Linked DNA regions of Homo sapiens: region 2 is linked to region 1. The links are chromatin contacts, found by Hi-C or POLR2A ChIA-PET in ENCODE. All regions are on one chromosome and are shown on one strand. The core of a region is the stretch at or near the end of the contact, and the rest is flanking DNA. Distances in the headings are between cores, read along the strand shown.

Region 1 (7,456 bases), core at 4,233-6,732:
CATAAAATGAAGTTGAAAAGTGTTCTCTTCTGTTTTCTAGAAGAATTGTGTGGAGTTGGTATTCCTTATTCCTTCATTGGTAGAATTCAGGGATCAGAAAACTTCTTTTAAAAAAATCAGATAGCATATATTTTAAGCTTTACAGGCCAAACCATCTCTGCCACAACTATTCAATGCTGCCATTGTATTGTCTATGACAATACAAAAATGAATAAGCATGGCTGTGTTTCTACAAAACTTCATTTATGGGTACTGAAATTTGAATGACATAACTTTCAGATGTCAAGAAATACTATTTTTTTTCAATTACTTCCCAACCATTTAAAACTGTAAAAACTCTCCTTTGTTTGTTGGTTGTAGAAAAACGTGTTGGGCCACATTTGGTCCACAGGTCAGTTTGCCAACCGCTTGTATTCACCAATGAAAGCATTCTGGGTCTGGGGTTTTCTTAGAGGAAGATTTTTAATTTTACATTCAATTATGTAATAGATGTATGGTTATTAACGTTATCTATTTTTTTGAGTAAGAATGAGTACTTCATATTTTCCAAGGAATAGAATGAAAATACACCTGGTTGTTTATTTTTATTAGCCAGAGTCCTTGTTATAAAATTATAAAATATATTCTTCATTTTTTCAATAATAGCTTTTCTTGACTTCCTTAATAAAAAGTTCCTTCATATCATCCTACTTTATTAAGTAAAAATGTTAGTAATTTAACTTATTTATTGTATTATATTTTATTTTATTATTTATTTATTTATTTGAGATGGAGTCTCGCTCTGTCGCTTAGTCTGGAGTGCAGTCGCGCTATTTGGGCTCACTGAAACCTCAGCCTCCTGGGTTCAAGCAATTCTCCTGCCTCAGCCTCCACAGTAGCTGGGGCTACAGGCATGCGCCATCACACCTGGATAACTTTTGTATTTTTAGTAGAAATGGGGTTTCACCATGTTGGCCAGGTTGGTCTCGATCTCCTGACCTTTGGTGCTCTGCCAGCTTCAGCCTCCCAAAGTGCTAGGATGACAGGCGTGAGGCACCGTGCCCGGTCTTAACTATTTTATTTTTCAGTTCACAGATGAGGGGAACATAATGTGATGAAAGAACACCTGGAAAACAGCCAGGATGCTGGAATTTTAGTCTTAGAAGCTAGTGACTTTGGGCAAGTCATCAAATATGCATCGTCCTCTGTTTCCTTACTCATAAAAGTGGACATTGAGAAAGGTGATCAATGAGTTCTTCATCAGCTCTAAAGTCTGTACTGCTGCTTCTGTACATCTCTGTTAATATATTTGGAAACAGAACAAACACTATGGCAGAAGTCACACCTACCATGCCGGCTGCTGAGAGGATTGAATGAGTCTGCAGCTCACATGGATAAGGGCCTGGTCCCCAGTAACCACTGCATAAGATCTACCTAGTATTCTATTCAGTATTTCATTAATCAAGTCTTACCTGATTTATGTCTTTGGTTATTAATTTCCCAATTTGTAAAATGAAGTTCTTGGATTAAATGAATATTAAATGTACCACCACCGAAAATTGCTTTGATTTTCCTCACTCAAGCGATTCATATTTTTAAAGATTCTACACCTTCCAAAATTGCATGTATTGAATAATAATTTTATTATTCTCCCACTTTAAATACTGACCATCATGCATAGATAAATATTTTACTCTGGTTTTCCACCCCAAGTGTTAAGATCAGAATGTTTAGAGCCTTCAAAAACAAGGGCTGAGGTGGAGCTGGTCATACAGAGACCTATCAGCTGAGGAGTCTCCCATGGGGATGATGGGAAGTGTGCTGTTATTTCTTGTACCCTAGGACTAAGGGCAGTAGAAGGGAAATGACTGATCTAATTTTTTTTGGGGGGGGACGGAGTCTCGCTCTTTCACCCAGGCCAGACTGCAATGATTTATCTAATTTTTTTAAAGGAAATTTTTTTAATTCTAATGTGCACACTGCAAATTGAAGCTAATTATTAAAACTTTTGCTTTTTCTTATATAAAATTAAAGCCTGCTTGTTGTAGAAAAGCGCAAAGGTGAAAACTTCACCCAGGAACACCTACAGTGCTCAGGCAGGTAATCAAAATATACACAAAGTGAGTAGGTCCTTGGAGAATAGTGTAAAGAGGGGTAACAGAACAGAAAAGGTTAAGTGAACAAAAATGTCCAGAAGTCAAACGCAACCTTAAGCTGTCAGTTTGTAATCTCTCATTTAAAACCATCATAATTTCTTCAGTCATAGACTACCGCTGTTAAAAATATAATGTGGGCTGAGAGCGGTAGTTCACTCCTGTGATCCCAGCACTCTGGGAGGCAAAGGCAGGTGGATCACGAGGTCAAGAGATCCAGACCCTGGCCAACATGGTGAAACCTCGTCTCTACCAAAAATAAAAAAATTAGCTGGCCGCAGTGGCACGTGCCCGTAGTCCCAGCTACTCGGGAGGCTGAGGCAGGAGAATCGCTTGAACCCGGGAGGCGGAGGTTACAGTGAGCCGAGATCGTGCCACTGCACTTCAGTTTGGTGACAGAGCGAGACTGCATCTCAAAAAAAAAAAAAAATGTAATGTGTGTTCTTTCAGTTCTTTACCTATACACATAATAGTATGTTCATATATGTTTAACTTTGTAACAGAAATGATAACCTAATGAACATTTTTTCCTAGGTTAGTTTATTTAATATACCATGAGCATTGTTTCATAAACACACTATTTTAATGGCTGCACAATTCTTTTTAACACACGCCTTTATTCAATGATTTCCTCTTTGGGGACATTATGTTGCTCTCTTCCAAATGTGCCTAAATGTCCAAATAAACATCTGAAAGTCTTTGAGGTAACCTGGTTCCAAAATGGTTATTCCTATAGCTTTTCACTTAGATCTGTGTGGACCCTTGAAAGCTGGGTGGTCTCTTAGAGGCAGAAGGTTCCCAGAACCTGAGGTGCTGTCTGGTCTGGGATTTATGAAATCAGCGTCTTGCTGTTTGTTAACACACAAAGTGTGTGCTGATGGAAGGATGCCACATCACATTTATGTTTTGTCACCAAACATGTAGTGTTTGATTAAAAAATTGGGAATTGATCAAGCATGGAAAACATTAACTTACATTTTACCTGAAGTTTTCTTGATATAACTTTGAATTTTATTTAAAGTAGAATAAAAATGTTCCCATAGCAAAGTACCGTCACTTCAAATAAACCTTTTCCTTTCCACTTTCTCAGCAGAACCACTGCAGCAATTGCCAGCTATTTGGTGAGTCCCTTCTCTCTCTGCTCCTAATCTGCTCCTCATTGTTCTGAAAACAGTTCCATGACCATGTCACTCTTTTGTTCACTGACCATCAATGGTTCCTCACTGTTCACAGAATAAAGCTCCATTTTATAGATAGGCATTCAAGGCATTTCACTTGAGGCTCTAAACTGCTTTTGCCACCTCATTTTCCATGTTCTCCTTCATAAATTGTTTGCTATAGTCAAACTGACTAATACGAAAAACTATCTTTAACCTCCGCCTGCATGTATTAAGTGGATTTTCTTAAATACCTACAACAACCCTGAAAAGTGCAATTGTTATTTTTAGTCTGTATATGAAGAACCAGTGCATAAGGGAAAGAGGTAGGATTTGAACCCTGAGTTTTTCCACTATGCCCATTTTTTTCCATTTTTTATTGTGGTAAAATACACATAAAATTTACAGTTTTTACCATTTTAAGTGTACAGTTTAGTGTTACTAAATACATTCATAATGCACATCCATCACCCCATCCATGTCCATAAATTTTTGTCCTGTAAAACTAAAATTCTATACCCATTAAACAATGACTCCTCTTTCTCTCCTCCCCTACAGCCCCTGAAAAACACCATTCTATATTCTGTTTCTATGACTGTGATTTCTCAACTATATCATGTAAGTGGAATCATGCAGTATTTTCTTTTGATGAGTAGCTCATTTCATTAGCATCCTGTCCTCAAGGCTTATCCATGTTGTAGTGTATGGCAGGATTTTCTTCCTTTTTAAGGCTATTTTGTTTATCCTTTCGTCCACTGATGGACATTTGGGTTGCTTCCTTGTTTTGGCTATTATGAATATGGCTGCTATGAACATGGATGAAGTAAATATCTCTTTGAAACCCTGCTTTTGGTTATAGACCCAGAAGTTCCCACTAAGCCCTTTTGCTTTGGATTCCCTACGCAGAGCCCTCTAATTGGACTTTTACTTTCCTGCCTTTGAGCTTTTCCTTTTACTGCGCAGCCTACCTGGCCTGTCCTATTTTGGTTCCCTGCCTATTGAAGTCCTGTTTATTCTGCAAGGCTCTTCTATTTGTACCTAGCCCAATGCCTTTCACACAGTAGGTGCTCAATAACTAATATATAGTTAGATATATCTTTGCCATATCTGTGCTAAAACAACATAAAAAGGTAGGAGGCAGAAATGATGTCTTATTATCCCTTATGGCCTGCACACAGTAAACAGTTTAGGAAAAGTTTATTAAATAAATAAAGTCCCCATGCCCCCTGGAACAAAAGGTATGCAGGGCAGTGTATTTCATGGGCTGTCCAAGACCTCATGTCAGAAACGTATGTTTAGGCAGCAAGAACACACAAGAGGCAAGAGAGTAAGAAAGTACGCTGGAAAATTTTGCTAGCTGGGTCAATTCCAATTTGGCAAAAACAAGCCTTCTGCTTTTTCTCCAGGGTTCTTTCTCCCAGCATCACTTATTAATGCTAATTAGTCAAGGGTGTGCCATGATGCAGAACACTTGTGACCCATAAGGATTAGAGAGAGACTGTCATTTCTCAAATGACCCACGAGAGGCAGCCAGAGGCAGTGACGGGGAAGGAGAGGAGGGGAAGAGGAACTTCTCTGCAAAGAATCGCACTAAAGTAAGTGCAAGTAAAAATAAATCCACATATAAAACAACTGTACAAATGTTAGCAGTATTTTCACAGCTGGGTTTCTTTGCCTAAAATACTTAGCACTTACTTTAGAAAACTCACTTCTAAACATAAATGGTCTGACTGATCACAGAAGCTGAACCCTGATACAACTCTGACTTTGAACTTGACTTCTGCCCAGATGGGAATAAAAATAATGACTTCTTCTAAGTAAGAACCTTAATTGCCATGAATTCACACCAGACTGTGGTGGGTGACCTTTACCTCACATATGAGGAAATTAAGGTAGGGCTTGGTTTAGGAAGCTAGATTCATAACAGTCAGCATATTTATATCCAGATTAGGCAGGACTCTGGATTTAAAACACTTTCCCTTGGAAAACACCGACTCTGTCTGTTTCCATGGCACTAAAAACACCCCACTTGAATAACTGCCCAGTTACTTATCATAGCAGGATTAGTGGTCTTCTCAAGGCATCTGCATTCACATTCCTGGTATTTATTTCCTGTAGATATTGGTTTCAAAGACTGATGCCACAGGACATGAATAATCACGGTGACTCACTTTTAGGGACTTTCCCCTGGGGAGTGCCACCTACAGAGCCTCAGAATGAAGTGGGCACATATTAATTAAAATATGTTTCATCTCCAAATGACTATGACAGAAGCTATACTGATGAATATGACAACTAAATACAAAATAATACCGCAATGACTAGCAATGATTCAAATATTGTGCTCATGATGTTATCTTTCATCCATTTATTTAATAAATGGATTTATATAATGAGTGACGGGACTTCTATGTGTCAGAGTGCTGGTTAGGACAGGCCATGTTTCAATAAATTTACAACCCAGCAGGCACTGTTCCTATCAACTAATGAGATTTTTAAATTTAATATTTTTTGGTCAAAGCAAGGGAGTCTTCAAAATTACCAAAAAATATATTTGGTAAGGAAACAGTAAACAGAACCAATTATTCCTTCTTGGTTGAGTTAAGAAAACACGCTTTGTGCTTACACTTCCCATAGTGATCAGGGATTTCTCACCCCTTGAATTTCTGTAGCATAAATTGTTGACGTCTCTTCACTTCCCTGTCTCATTTCCTTGCCCAGGTGGTGAGCCCTGTGCATGAGCCTCTGCCTGACTCATCTTTGTATCTGCAATGCCTCACACATGCCTCATATCTCCCCGCCAGGCAAGCAGTGTTAGTGAAAACAGGATGTCATCAGTTCAGTAAAGAAGAGATTGACAACAAACTGTGAATAGAAAAGTCAAATAGGAATGCATTGGCCTTTAAAAAAATTATTTTCCAAATTATCCTATAGTAAAGTTGACTTTTTTCTTTGATGTACAGCTCTATGGATTTCCACATATGTATAGATTTGTGTAACCACCACAAAGAGGATACGAAACAGTGCCATAACCCCCCAAAGCTTCCCCATGCTGTCCCTTTATATTCACCCCTCCCTCCACCATAATCCCTGGCAATCACTAATCTCTTCTCCACCATTGTGCTTTTGTCTTTTGAAACTGGCATCTCTTACTCAGCACAGAGTTATCTAAGTTGTTCTTTTTTATGACTGAATAGTGTTCCATCATATGTGGTATCACAGTTTATTTACCCTTTCACTCATTGAGGGACATTCAAGTTATTTTCAGTTTGAAGCTACTGTGTAAAAAAAAAAAAAAAAAAAAAAAAAAAGCTACTCTGAAGTTTTGTTTATCAGTTTCATGTGAACATACATTTTCATTTTCCTGGGGTAAATACTCAGGATCGGCCTTGTGGAGTTATAGCGTAGATGTATGTTTCACTTTATAAGGAAACTGCCAAGCTATTATCCAGAGTTGCTGTAGCATTTTCCAATTCCAGCCATCATGTATGTGAATTCTACTTACTCAGCATCCTTGTCAACACTCTGTGTTGTCAGTATTTATTTTGGACATTCTTTTTTTTTGACGGAGTCTCTCTGTTGCCCAGGCTGGAGTGCAGTGGTGCGATCTTGGCTCACTGCAACCTCTGCCTCCCGCGTTCAAGCAATTCTCCTGCCTTAGCCTCCAGAGTAGCTGGGATTACAGGCGTGCGCCACCACGCCCAGCTATTTTTTTTTCTTTTTCTATTTTTAGTAGAGATAGGGTTTCACCTTCTTGGCCAGGCTGGTTTTGAACTCCTGACATCAGCTGATCCACCTGCCTCGGCCTCCCAAAGTGCTGGGATTACAGGTGTGAGCCACCACGCCTGCCCTTATTTTGGACATTCTGATAGGTGTGTGGTTGTAGCTCACTGTTGTTTAAATTCACATTACCTTAATGGCTTGTGGTATTAAACATCTTTTCTCGTACTTTATACAGCAGTCCCCTCTTATCCAAGGTTTTTCTTTTTGCAGTTTCAGTTACCAGCAGTCAACTGTGTCCTGAAAATATTAAATAGAAAATTCCAGAAACAAACAATTCGTAAGTTTTAAACTGCACACTGTTCTGAGCAGTGTGATGAAATCTTGCGCAGCCCTGCTCCGTGGGACATGAATCCCCTCTGTCCAGTGTATTCATGCTGTATAGGC
Region 2 (7,000 bases), core at 62-2,561, 48 kb before region 1:
AAAGTCAAGAGGACTTTACTTGTGTTTGGGGCCTTCTCTGATTAACACAAGGCAGTGGCAGGGATGGGGGCAGCAGAAAAAGAAAGAAGCATCTTGTGACCCAGGAAGACAGTGGCCTTGGCATATTTGTATATAATTTAGAAAATCAGGATCTATGTACCTTGCTTGACTCATAGTAGGTATTCAATAAACTGTTGTACTTTCTTAGAAAAAAAAAGCCATGAATAAATGCATCTACTCGATATCACCCATCTGACAGGAAATAATGTCTATGTGTGCATATAGGTTTTGTGAAATGGGATGGGTGACACAAGACCAGGATAAAATATGGCATGCACTGATACATGCTTAATTGACATTGTAAATCAATTACTTTTTTTTTCAAAAGTGGATAGGAACTAGAGAGTTAGGAAATGACTGCTAATGTGAGCTGCTACTAAATGCATTAAAGAATTAAGCAATCTTCTTAGAACTTTCCTGAGATATGAGTATGAGATATCGTGGGTGTAATGAGCCACATTGCTTTGAGGTTTCCACAGTCCTGTGTAAATAATTACACAAACAAAATCTTAGCCATTTGATTATTGATAATAAATACTTATCAAGTTTCATTGCACACATGCTAATGCCTTTTGAGTTGCTAGGCATTTCTTAAGTAGGGAGGCAATGAGGCACTTAAGCAACATGGGCAGGAGAGAGAATTCATTGCTCCCTTTACACATACTTCAGGTGCTTCTTGAATAGAAGTGACAGGGTTTGGAATGGTGACATGAATATTTGTTGTCCATCAGTCAATTTCCCAGATCACATATTGTTTCTGACAGCATCTTCCCAGAAGATGGAAACCAACTTTTTTACATTCCATGTTATAGCATTTCATGGATCCCTTTCCACATAGTGTTCACATGGGAAAAACACACATTACGATGCTGTCTAGTGATAGATGTGCACCACAAAATCATCACAGGGCTGAGTAATTCCAAGAGGGGTTGAACATTTGTGCCAAGAACTTTCTAGATTAGAAAATAAATACATTTGTTAACATCAAACATTTTGGTGAGACCAGAACCTGGCCACTTCTTATGGATGATAAGTCTGTATTTTTTATTTCATGGCCAGATTTCCTATTCCTGGGACCTAATTATCCCATGCATAGCGTTTCCGGCAGAAGTACAGAAAGACAAACAGTCTCATTTAATCTATTTGATTTCTTTTCTCCACTCCCTCAAGGTACAGAGGCAAATTCCAGTTTAGTAACCAAGGCCTGAGTCATCGAATAAATAACTCAATTTCTCATCCTTGTTCACTGAGCCAGTTGTATAAACAAACACAACGTTTTTTTCTATGTCAAGTGTGTGAACGGGTTTACCGGGACATTGCATTCGGAAATTGCATAGAGATGCTGAAAATCATTCAGGGTGAAAGGAACAGGGAGAATGGTTACATAGCCAATGTCCAAAGCCTAAAATATATCTCTGGAGATTAATTTTCAATGCAGATACAGCAGATTAGTTCTCAAATTAAAGAACTAGGATCTATTAATTAACAGGTAAAAGCAACTAGCATAGAACTTTAAGGTTCTATGCTAGTGCATAAGGCACAAGGATAGAAATCATTTTGTTTGAGATAATTTGTTGAATAGATATGGTTGGAGCATTCATTTCTTTGTTCATTGAACTAAATATTTTTGAGTGCTTAGAATGTTCCAAGCTCTCTACCCATAATAAGGATATAAAAATGAGTAAGTCCAAATCTGGAAGGCCGAGACGGGTGGATCACAAGGTCAGGAGTCCGAGACCAGCCTGGCCAACATAGTGAAACCCCGTCTCTACTAAAAATACAAAAATTAGCCAGGCATGGTGGTGCGCACCTGTAGTCCCAGCTACTCGAGAGGCTGAGGCAGGAGAATCACTTGAATCTGGGAGGCGGAGGTTGTGGTGAGCCAAGATCTCGCCACTGCACTCCAGCCTGGGCAACAGAGTGAGGCTCCATCTCAAAAAAAAAATAAGTTACATAGTCCAGTGATGTAATGATGAAGATAGGCTCGAGGCATTATAGAATCATCAAGAAGAGGCACCAGCCCAGCTGAGAGGGTCCCTAAAGAACATCCCACAGAAGCTGGTGCCCAGAAGGAGGCTTATGAAAAGTAGCCAAATAAAGAGCTGGGGATAGGAGCTGGGGCTGAGAGGGAGTAAGGAGGAAGGCAGTGAGAAGTATTACTTCTCCTTCCTACACTTACTCAAAGGAGACCTGTCTACTGACTCAAGTTTCCAGAGACAAGACAGACAGTAGCAGTTTCGAGAGCACAAGCTGATGAAATGGTGCCCGCCATCTCTACCTGAGTAACAAAAGCTGCCACATGTCCCTTGTTTACCACATGGTAGACACTGTGCTAAGTGCTGTACACACATGGTCCTCCTTAATGCTTACAGCAACCCTAGCAGGTTGGTATTTTTTTCTCATTTTACAGATTGGGAAACAGAAGGTCAGAGATGTTAGGTAACTTGCTCAAAGTCACACAGAGAATAAGTGGAAATTAGAAACCCTGATTCAAGCTGACCTGACACTAGATTCCTCATTATTTTGTTCTGTAGTGGTTTTAAGGTGGGGTCACTGACTGAGAACCTAGCAGGTCAGATCACTGTCTAGATAACTGAAAATACTGATATCTGTCCTCTGGATTTGTCAATTGTGTGAAAATGTTATTGAATGAAATTAATGACTGTCAGGTAGAAGTAGAATTGATCATGCTCTATATGATGAGGACATAGACATAGTACATAACAGGTGGCAGCTAGAGGAAGACAGATTGAGTCTCAATTTGCAGAATTTGCCAATTATTTGAAGCTCCTAATGATGCATGGACTTCCTCAAGAAAGAAATCTATCTATCTATCTATCTATCTATCTATCTATCTATCTATCTATCATCAAGAGAGTTCAAAGCATTGGTTCACACGTTGTGGAAGCTGATGAGTCCAAGATTTGGAGAACAAGCTGGCAGGCTGGAAACTTAGAAAGGGTCTCTAATGTTGCAGTCTTGAGGCCAAATTCTCCATCGTGGAAAGTGTCTACATCAAGCTTGAATATTGCAATATCACAATGCAGAATGTAATGAAAATGCAAGCCTCTCCAAGGTGTCTGATGTAGTATTCCCTTTGGGGAGCCCCAGGGTGCCTGCCACTCCTGTGGTTTCTCACTGAGAAGGGTTTTTTTGTTGTTGTTGTTTTGTTTTGTTTTTTTTTTGGTTTTTTGGGTTTTTTTTTTTGACGGAGTTTCGCTCTTTTTGCCCATGCTGGAGTGCAGTAGAGTGATCTCAGCTCACTGCAACCTCCGCCTCCCAGGTTCAAGCAATTCTCCTGCCTCAGCCTCCTGAGTAGGTGGGATTACAAGTGCCTGCCACCACGCCCAGCTAATTTTTTATATTTTTAGTAGAGACGGGGTTTCACCATCTTGGCCAGCTGGCCAGGCTGGTCTTGAACTCCTGACCTCAGGTGATCTGTCTGCCTTGGCCTCCGCTGAGAAGGTTTTTAAGCCACTCACCCCCTACAGGTTGGCCTGATCCTTGTAAGAAGGCTAGAGCTGAAGCTTTCCCTTAGATGGAGATTCTATCTGGGAAAGTGATATATTCTCAATCAAGAACCTTATTTTTTAGAGTCTAATATGACATACAGAGAAACAGAGATTTCTATAGCAAGGCAGAATAAGACACACAGAGAAGGCACAAAGAAGCAGAAGTCACAAGGCAAACAAGCTGAGAGTTAGAAGCCTTGGGTAGCAAAAAGAGTGGAAAAGAGTTCATTGGTAGCGCAAGAAGCAATGTTAGCAGTCAAAATTTCCCCTAATGGTGGAGCGCAAGAGTGGAGAAACAGATTTCCTGGCTTTTCAAGCAGCACTGTAAATTTGTACTGAACCCATTTCTTTAGGTAACGTTGGGTGGGGAGAGGACCTTATTACCATACTCTTTGGGCTTTCATATGAGAAGGGACTTGAACTTGGTTCCCTAGAGATTCCTCTTCAAAATATATCCTCCCAACCCAGTCTGCTTTTAAAAAATCCTTTCTAATATTTGGGTATTTTCTATCATCATCCTGCACAATGCAAGCATATCCTTATTTCTTGATTCATCCACTGTAGACTGTATATATTACCATTTGCTCTTGAGAAACATATATTTTTATATAAAAGTTAAAAAATTCTCCACAGTGGCAAATAAGAAGAGTTTAAAAATGATCAATGCAATCATATTAAATATAAAGAATATTCAGAAAGGCTATCTCTCCAGGCACCTTTGTTCTTCTACTGGTAGAAAATGCGAAAGGAAAAAATAAATTAAAAAGGGGGTAAGCGCATTTTTATGTGGTTACTCTCTATATTTCCAGCCACATTCTTCCCTGCAAAGAATGGAGGTACAAAACCAGTAATGGTTTCTTCTCTACAAATGTATTTCTTCTCTGCAAATCCTTTATTTACTCATTTACATTTTTTAAAAAATTATTTCACCACCAGAGTCATTCCTGTAGAATTTTATCTTACTATAGACATTCAAATTTGCTGCAGACATGCAGCCTAGACAAATTGGCTCTGACTCTTTTATGCAAGCATAATAGATGTCTTTGAAATCCTACTAATGAAAGAACTGAGAATCTGGGTACTGGCCACTCTGGATTCATCGCTAAATTCTGCCTGTTTTCCAAATAAGCAGCCTATCTCTTGCCCTGCACACTTTCATAATCATTGCTAGTATGCTAAAAATCTGCTTATCCATTTCCTCTTCTAGGTTAAATCACAACTTCTCTGAGAAATGACAACAGGACTGTCCTTTGGCCTTCACACTCCCCATACTATAAGTACTGAGTGCTCAGCTCATGTAGATGGTCTATCTTCTGATGACTGCTAAAGTCAGGTCATTGGCGATGCCAGCTCTGGGGTAGGACAGGGGCAAAACCATACATTGCCCTTGAAGCTATATCCATCAAAGCCCTCTATTTACAGAATCATAGCCTGAGATGAGCACTAAGAGAAGCCACCAACCTACTCATTTACCCTTCCTGCTGACCTGGGGTAGTGAGGGGAATAGAGAAATGGGATAGAGAGACATGCAAGAAGTATACTCTAGAGTTTTTTGCCATGGTATTCTGTGTTTTCATAGATTCTATATTTGTCCATTTGACATTCATTAATTATAGGACCAAACTAATGGCCAAACATATTTATATCTTCCTGGTGATTCAGTTTTCATAGGTGCATGAAAATCATATTCTAAACCATCCAAACAATCCTGGATCTATACCCATAACCACCTTCTTTAACTTTTACATACCAAGACAATATTTCCCCTGCCCTAAATCAACCACGTAGGGCCTAGTACTAAACAACCAGGGACAGTCCCTATGCCCCAAAGCCTGCTGAAATTATTCAAACTAACGTATCTTAAGCTGTTTCCCCTGCCCTGCCTTGCTTTTCCCATGGAAACCTCACTAAAGGCTATAGCCTTACTCCCACTTCTCCTGTCAAACCTGGTGCTTCCCGTGAGGCCCTGCACAGCACACCATGCCTTCTCTCAGGAACTGTAAAAGCAATAAATTATTTCTGTGGCATTTAACTCTCCATGCTGTCACTCAGTCACCTTTATAAATTAAGACCCAGGCACACGCAAATTAAGTCCTATGAATGAGTCAAGTAGCTCATTCACTTAAGTCTAAAACGAAGAATAAAACCCCAGGTTCCAGAAGAGTACCAGCTGCACCCTGCTTTGCTTCCTCCCCAGCGACCTGGAAGGCATGTACTTACAGCAAAAGTCACTAACAAGCTAATGACATCTATGTCGCATTTTATATAGCTTTAGTCTGCTGCCCAATATTCTAGTCCTTTCAATCCAAATCTGTCAATTTCACACACACAAAAAAAGGGCTGAGGTTAAGACAGTAAGAAGACAGAAATTTTGTTCTTAAATTGATGCTTGGGGCCTGAGCTCAAAAAGTTATTTCCTGCACAATTGATCACCCCACCCTGGTCAACTTGTCAGGCAATAGCACTAATAGAATGAAGGGAATGTTCCTGGGGCAGCAGTGGGAGCAGAGGCCCATGAATGAGAGGATGGTTTAGCATTCACTCAAGATTCTCACGGTATTTTTACATATAGGAAAGGTGAGCATGCAGACAAGACTAAATTCACAGTTAACATGTTTAGTCTTGGGTTTGTGTTCTACATTATAGTCTTAAGAAGCTATTCTCTTTGCAGTTTATATCCCTGGAAAATAATAATGAATACCTAGAGACAATGATTGCTACGAATGCTGGGGGAAAGCTCAGTAACCTGACCTCACTCCACATGAAGATTCTCAGACTTATATAAAACGAGACAATTGTCTTCTGCCCTTTCCCAGGTGGTGATTTGAGGCCTGATAATATCTGCAGGTTTTTTTTAACTTTGATTTTAATTTCAGAGGTATGTGTGCAAGTTTGTTACATAGGTATACCCATGTCACAGGGTTTGTTGTAAAGATTATTTCATCACCCAGGTATTAAGCCTACCACCCATTAGTTATTTTTCTTGATCCTCTCCCTCCTTCCTCTGGAAGGCACCAGTGTCTGTTGTTCTCTATATGTTCATGTATTCTCACCATTTAGCTCTCACTTTTAAGTGAGAACATGTAAATATCTGTGGATTTTACCAATGATATTTTGTAAGAAAAGGTCCAATTTTAGGCATAATTGGAGTTGAGGGCATGTGGAGGATGGTAGGATGGAAAAGTGTTTGTAAAACCTGCCCTCAGAAATAAAAGCTGAGAAAGTAAAAGTGGCGTTTTAATAGCCAACTCTGAGGGAGCCTGAAAAACAAAACTGGGTCCATGATTCTAGACTGCATTACTTTTCCATAATTGAATAATTCCCAGGAGTCAGATGTAGGTTTGAATCCTGGCTCTGTCACTTGCTACGTGACCTTGAGCAAATTGCTATGTCCTCAAATCCTCAATCTGTAACATAGGAATGATAAC

Evidence for each region. Hi-C counts contacts between places; a loop is a spot of excess contacts on that map. ChIA-PET counts read pairs that join two places held with the same protein, here RNA polymerase II (POLR2A). Pooled maps may share reads with other maps.
Region 2: a map of PC-3 shows a loop between it and region 1 (4-fold over the local background). The contact joins two enhancer-like sites. A Hi-C loop is called at or near these places in 3 of 168 maps with a recorded cell type or tissue (MCF 10A, PC-3 and PC-9) and 2 of 50 pooled maps. POLR2A ChIA-PET finds 5 or more read pairs at or near these places in 2 of 52 experiments (T-cell and activated T-cell).

The regions. Positions count from the first base shown.
Region 1 is chr1:221,438,142-221,445,597 of GRCh38, reverse strand. All of the region lies in intron 3 of LOC105372932 (a long non-coding RNA gene), which reads right to left. Among named protein-coding and RNA genes, the nearest start is that of LINC02817, 110 kb to the right of the region's middle. RefSeq lists an enhancer at 4,695-5,894. Within about 2 kb of position 5,482, at least 8 of the 41 ENCODE cell types and tissues checked have a DNase peak (open chromatin) inside an H3K27ac peak, as active enhancers do; they include PC-3 and PC-9, where a contact is called at or near this core.
Region 2 is chr1:221,482,267-221,489,266 of GRCh38, reverse strand. No RefSeq gene overlaps it. Among named protein-coding and RNA genes, the nearest start is that of LINC02817, 150 kb to the right of the region's middle. Within about 2 kb of position 1,311, at least 2 of the 41 ENCODE cell types and tissues checked have a DNase peak (open chromatin) inside an H3K27ac peak, as active enhancers do; they include PC-3 and PC-9, where a contact is called at or near this core.